Regions from separate parts of the Homo sapiens genome. Here region 1 is linked to region 2. Evidence: chromatin contacts called from ENCODE Hi-C or POLR2A ChIA-PET data. All regions are on one chromosome and are shown on one strand. The core of a region is the stretch at or near the end of the contact, and the rest is flanking DNA. Distances in the headings are between cores, read along the strand shown.

What was found. Hi-C counts contacts between places; a loop is a spot of excess contacts on that map. ChIA-PET counts read pairs that join two places held with the same protein, here RNA polymerase II (POLR2A). Pooled maps may share reads with other maps.
Region 1: a loop to region 2 is called in a pooled map, with 2.5 times the contacts of the local background. The contact joins the enhancer-like site here to the promoter of UQCC2 in region 2. A Hi-C loop is called at or near these places in 1 of 50 pooled maps. POLR2A ChIA-PET finds 5 or more read pairs at or near these places in 2 of 52 experiments (activated T-cell and naive thymus-derived CD8-positive, alpha-beta T cell).

Annotation. Positions count from the first base shown.
Region 1 is chr6:35,599,472-35,602,813 of GRCh38, reverse strand. The region is part of intron 5 of FKBP5 (FKBP prolyl isomerase 5); the gene reads left to right. Among named protein-coding and RNA genes, the nearest start is that of LINC03135, 57 kb to the right of the region's middle. RefSeq lists a silencer at 148-442 and an enhancer at 1,117-1,622. Within about 2 kb of position 1,358, at least 31 of the 41 ENCODE cell types and tissues checked have a DNase peak (open chromatin) inside an H3K27ac peak, as active enhancers do.
Region 2 is chr6:33,710,399-33,713,792 of GRCh38, reverse strand. UQCC2 (ubiquinol-cytochrome c reductase complex assembly factor 2) reads left to right here and starts at 2,093. Exons shown (of 4, transcript NM_032340.4): 1 at 2,093-2,244. The coding sequence starts at 2,107. LOC124901304 (a long non-coding RNA gene) reads left to right here and starts at 2,344. Exons shown (of 3, transcript XR_007059548.1): 1 at 2,344-2,485; 2 at 2,942-3,098. RefSeq lists enhancers at 2,524-2,573, 2,600-3,394.

The DNA.
Region 1 (3,342 bases), core at 109-2,608, 1.9 Mb before region 2:
CAGGAGCCAGGTTCCACGCCTGTTAGCATCTGTCCGTCAGTTCTGTAAGCAATCTTACAGTGGTGTGTGTTCATCCTAAGTAGTACAAAACAGTGCAGAGGAGGAAGGCGGACAGCTTAGGGGAAATCTGACCACCATGCGTGTTGGAAGTATTTCTCTTGTTCTCCTGCTTTTAGAAAGCCATCTCTGCTTGCTTTTTCAGGGGGTTATTAAGATCCTACTCTCTTGGATACTGTGCTCTATTAGGCAGGAGACACAGGCAGAAAGAAGCTCACTTGGCATGAATTAGGCAACAGAGAAAACTCTTGCTCAGTGGGAGTAACCTGTCACAACCTGGTTTTCTCTGGCCAGATAACCAGTCTTGTCGAGTAGTAATGCCATTACAACATTCCCATTCAGATCCTCATGACCCAGTAATTGTTTTGAGAATGAGTGCAAAGCTATCAGACACCAACTACTATAATTAGAAAAGGGAAAAATAGACACTTACCAGAGCTAATGTCTTTAGGCTGGAGCATTTACAGCTTTTTGTTTTTTGTTTTTTAAGTTATGGAGCCTCTTTCTCAGTTTTGCTTCCTAAAATACAAATTGCATGGTTTAGGGGTTCTTGCATTTCATTTTTGTTACTGCTGTGCACTCTCTTTCCTTTTTTCCCCCCTATTTTAATCGGAGTACAAATTGCTGTCAGCACATCGAGTTCATGTGCCAGCCACATTCAGAACAGGGTGTTCTGTGCTCTTCAAAACAAAATTGCTCTAGGGCAGTAAGAGAACAATAAGTCAGAGCTCCAGTTTAAGTGATGTTTTGCAGCTCGCTTGATGTGGTTACACTCCGATTGCGCAGCTAAGCTTGGGTAATTTGGTTTGGTTTGACTTTGTGGGGATTTGGAGGACCTCCCTCCCCCTTTAAGTTACATAGTCTTTAAGTCAAGAAAAAAATGTTGTCTCTTTTTAACTTGTTTATTTCTTTCTCTACCAAAAAAGCCCTAAGTAGAAGCATCCTGTATGTACTTTTATTCTCTTTGGGCATGTCATAGATGATTTACTTCCCGTAAATCATGCTGGTTGGGATTAGCAACAGACCTCCTGAGCCCTACAGGCTGCACTCCCAGTGAGTCACGATGGTTATTATTAAATATTTATTAAGTTAGTATTTGCACTAAAAGATGCCAGGTCAAAAAGCAACCACAGGGCTTCCACAGCCAGAGCTGCCATGGTTTTTGTTCTGTTTTGTTTTGGTAGGAATTTTTAAGATAACATTAAAAAGAATAAGTGGAGCTATAGGAGCTAGGCTCATCTGCATCTGTTACTGCAATCAGGGCCCCTACTGTGGCAATCAGCAGTCTTTCCGTGGCTCCAAGTGGTGTGTGAGTTCTTGTCAGCAGTCTCGTAGAACTTTTCACATCAGTGTTCCAAGTTTAGAAACCAGTTAACCCAGCAATGCCCTTTGCTACTTGTAGATGTAGAGAATCAATGGGCTGTATTCACCATGAGGCTGTGATACCTCCTTTTACTCTGACATTCCGAATGTTGTCAGTATTACAAGGCGATGGTTTTGGTTTTTTATATAAACTGGGGTGTATATGTCTGGATGTATATCCGTTTAAGATTTTATAGTACTGCAGGGTCCAATTGTGAAGGGTTAGATTTACCAGGAAAAAAAAGATTAGTCCACATGTAAAGTAGAAAATATTTATAAGAGCTATCACAAATGTTTACTGTCCTATTACAGCATCAGACACTAGTTCTGTCATTTATTGTCTCTCTGAGAAGACTAGCTACAATGAATGTTTTGCTTTCTTAATTATGCCTTTGTTACAGTTTGACTTTTTTTTGGCATGGTTACTTCATTTATCTTTCCCAACATGTTTATTAGTAGCCAATCTTTTTCCCTCACTAATGATGGGTTATCACATCTAAAGAGAACTTCTGAAATTACTCATTTAATTTTAATATCAAGTACATACATCAAGCTGAAAAACAGCCTAGGAAACTAACGCACAGGCAGGAATCCTTGCAGAGTCTCTGGATTTCCTGTTTTGAAAACATTCAAACTTGATCAACCAAAAGCCACAACAAATGTACTGATAATTTCCTCCCCCACTAAATGTACTCTCCTTAAGGGAGGAAGATGATACTTCCAACAATAAACTTCAGACAAAAAAAATCTGTTAACTAAGTTGTGAGCTACTAGGACAATAAATCTCTATACTTGAGACATTCCACAATACATGAGAAATTTACTTTGCTCAGCAAATCTTTTTTTTTTTTATGAAAAGTGTTATTAGTCTAAATTTCTTGGGCAGAGTTTTAAATATTTAGAAATGCAAACTTTTTAGAACTCTTAACCTCCTTAGAAATATCAATTTTTACTCCAGTAAAAATATCTTTTTTTTTTTGAGACGGTCTCACTCTGTCACCCAGGCTAGATTACAGTGCCGCAATAACAACTCACTGCAGCCTGGAACTCCTAGGTTCAAGCAATCCTCCCACCTCAGCCTCTCGAGTAGCTGGGACTTATAGGTGTGCGTCACCACCCTCAGCGAATTCAGTAAAAATATCTTAAGCCTCAGACTCCCTGTAGAACCTCTCTAGTATGCATGTACAGTCATATGCTGCATAACATTTTGTTTAACAGCAGATTGCACATAGGACAGTGGTCCCGTGAGATTATAATTCCATATCTTTACCTTCTCAATGTTTAGATACACAAGTACTTACCATTGTGTTACAGTTGCCTACAATATTCAGTACAATAACATGCTATACAGATTTATAGCCTAGGAGCAATATGCTATACCACTTAGCCGAGGTTATAGTAGGCTGTTCCATCTAGATTTGTGTAAGAACATTCTAAGATGTTCCCACAGTGATGAGAATACCTGATGACACATCTCTCAGAATGTATCCCCATCCTTAAGTGAAGCGTGACTGTATTTGAAAAAGTTTAAATTTGAATTTATTTTTTAAATGTTTTCCAATTCAGAATGAACTTTCAATTTGCTACAAGTTAATTTTATCTAGAGCATTCTAAAAGTAAGTCTAACAGAAGGAATTATCAGCATTTATGAGTGTGGGACATAAACTAAAATGCCATATGCGAGCTCTACCAAGCCACTCCAACTCTAGCCCTTGTTTGGAGGAGCTGACTCAAGAGTTAGGCCCTTTCTAGTTTGGCCCAAGTTTCTTAGACCCCATTCTGTGTCTGCAAGGGGAACACATCAAGATGGTATTAATACTGGTGAGTTAAAAAAGAGTAGTGAGTACTCACTTCGGCAGCACATATACTAAAATTGGAACAATACAGAGAAGATTTAGCAAATCGAAAAAAGAGAAGAAAAGG
Region 2 (3,394 bases), core at 844-3,343:
TGGTGGGACAGTCTTTTGAGAACAAAAATTAGTCCACATGGTGATGTAGCTAGAGACATATAAGAGAAGACTTGATAAAACAAACACATTTTAATGGGAGAAAATATTCTGAAATCACATAGCTGTGAAGGGAGTAATATCTGGAATATACAGAGAACTCCTAAAACTCAATAACAACAACAACAAAAAAAAAACCCGATTAAAAACAGGTAAAGGACTTGAATAGATATTTCTCTGAAGATATACAAATGGCTGATAAGCACATAAAAAGATACTCAATATCACTAATCATTAGACAAATGCAAGTCAAAGCTACATTGAGATACAGCCCTCACCCATTATGATGGTTACTATCAAAAAACCAGAAAATAACAAATGTTGGTAAGGATGTGGAGAAATTGGAACCCTTGTGCACCGGTGGTGGGAGTGCAAAATGGTGCAGCTGCTGTGGAAGACAGTATGGCAGTTCCTCAAAAAACTTAAAATAGAATTACCATATGATCCAGCAATTCCGCTTCTGGGTATATACCAAAAGAATTGAAAGCAAGGTCTTGAGATGTCTGTACATCCATGTTCATAGCAGCATTATTCACAAGAGCTAAAACATGGAGGCAACCTAAGTGTCTATCAATGGATGTGTAAACAAAATGTGGTATATACATGCAACGGAATATTACTCAGCCTTAAAAAGGAAGGAAATTCTGACATATGCTACAAAATGAATGAACCTTGAAGTGAAAATATTATGCTAAGCAAAATAAGCCAGTTGCAAAAATACTGCAGGATTCCACTTACATGAGGTACCTAGAGTAGTCAAAATCATACAGACAAAATAGAATGGTCGTTGCCAGGGGCTGGGGGGAGAGGGGGAAATGGGGATTTATTGTTTAATGAGTATGGAGTTTCAGTTTTACAAGAGTTACGGAGATGGTGCGATGGCTGCACAACATTATTCAGTGCTATTTCATACCCATGAACTGTACACTTAAAAATGGCTGGCTGGGCACCGTGGCTCACGCCTGTAATCCCAGCATTTTGGGAGGCCGAGGCAGGTGGATCGCCTGAGGTCAGGAGTTCGAGATCAGCCTGGCCAACATGGTAAAACCCTGTCCCTACTAAAAATACAAAACATAGCCAGGCATGATGGCGGGCGCCTGTAGTCCCAGCTACTTGGGAGGCTGAGGCAGGAGAATCACTTGAACCCGGGAGGCGGAGGTTGCGCCATTCACTGAACACCAGCCTGGGCGACAGAGCCACAGAGCAAGACTCCATCTCAAAATAAATAAATAAATAAATAAAAGGTTAAGGCCAGGTGTGGTGGCTCACACCTGTAATCCCAGCACTTTGGGAGGCCAAGGTGGGAGGATCACTTGAGCCCAGGAGTTTGAGACCAGCATGGGCCACATAGCAAGACCTTGTCTAAAAAAAATGGTTAAGATAGTAAATTTTGTTATGTGTATTTTACCACAATACAAAATAATAAATTGTAAAGAAAAAAAAAGTTTTTCTAGTCTGAATCAACACAGTTGGCATTGCTCATGCTAGAAAACCTGCGCCTCCCAGAGAAAAATGTCTGGCTTATGAGGGGTAGGAAGGGGGGAACAGAAGGGATACTAACAGGGACTGGGCAGAGAAGAACAAGAACTAGGAAGCACTAAAGAAGGAATTGAGGCCGAGTACCAAGGGATAGTGACAGGTACGGGGGCACCCACGAACAACGTTCAAACATATTTTCATCCAGTAACCTGTATTTACATGCAAATATATTGGTTTATGCAAAACAGCGGAGGCCTCGGGGGAGGGTTTTTTAGTCTCAAGCTTGTGCAGTCATTGAAAAAGAGACGCAAAGCTGTCTCTGGGGTACTCCACGTCCGCCTTGCCCCTGGGAGCTGGGCCGGTTCCAGGAGGACGAAGACTGAATTAGCTCGGCTTGCAGAGAAAGGCGAGCAGCGCCCCTACACGGAGAGTAGCGGTGCGCCTACAAAGTCGCGCATGCCCACTCCGGCCTCCCGCTCCACTCCTAAGGCAGGCGGCGAGGCTTAGTGCGCAAGCGCCATTCGTCGGCGCCGACTCCTCCCGCTAAGGCGGGAACACGCGGGGCCCAAGATGGCGGCCAGCCGGTACCGGCGTTTTCTTAAGCTCTGTGAGGAATGGCCAGTGGACGAGACCAAACGGGGCCGGGACTTGGGCGCTTACCTGCGACAGCGGGTAGCACAGGCCTTTCGGGAGGGAGAGAATACCCAGGTGACCGGCGGGGAGGCGGCTGGGACGAGGGGAGGAAAGGACGAGGCAGGGGCGGGGCCAACGAGCGCGCTAGCAGGGGGATCTGCGCATGCGCGCGCCCTCTTTCCAGGCAGCACGTGAGCGCGGACCCCCTTTTTCCCCCAGGGAGCTACTGATAGCGACGCCCGTTGTATTCAGCGCTCTCCCCCGGCTGCACCTTGGAATTGCCGAAGAAGCTTTTTTTAAACTCCAGATGGGCCGGGTGCGGCGGTTCACACCTATAATTCCAGCACTCTTTGAGAGGCCGAGGCGGGAGGATCGCTTGAGCCCAGGATGACCTCCTGGGCAACATAGTGGGACTCCGTCTCTACAAATCAAAAAACAAACAAAAACTTCAAATGCAGAATCTCTAGGGGTGGGGTCTTGACCTCAGAGTTTTAAAAGCTCTCCAGGTGATTCAAGGTGCAGAGAGAGTTGAGACCCACACCACCAGTGGCAGCTGGTGACAGCCTCAGCTTTTTGCTTCCTTGTCACGGTAGCATTACCTCATTATTTCGCAGTGTTGTGTATTGACTGAGCTAATCCCCAGTTAACTCTGCAGGTCCCCGCTAAGCGTTTGCGTTCTTCCTGAGCCCCTGTAAGCCTGTGCAGCAGGTTTGGGTCCTCAGCTCACGCAGCTGTGTGTGAGTAGTAGGCCTATGTTCTTGCTTTCCTCCAGGTTGGCGCTGCAGCTCTGGGATTCATTCATTCATATAGCTCGTATTTATTGAGCACCTACCATATGCCTGGAACGGTGCTAGGGAAACAGCAGTGTTAAACAGGTGAAGTCCTGCCCGCATGAAGTTTTACATTGTAGTTCAGGACACAATAAGCAGGTAAGTGTACGTAAGACAGATAAGTACTGTGATCGATAGAAAATAGGGTAGCGTGATAAAAGGGTAATGTTATTAGTGGGGCCTTTCTGAGGAGATGACACATAGGTGAGACCTAAGGCAAGAGGATGAGCCAGCCATGTACACTTGGCGGGAAGGACATTCCAGACACTGCACATGTCCAGAGGCAGGAGGCAGATTGACATGTTTGAGGACAGAAAGAAAGCCAGAATGGCTGCAGGGTAGTAAGTAAGGTGGAGTTTGCTAAGGTGAAGGTCCGGAGCCAGGCACAGTAGGAT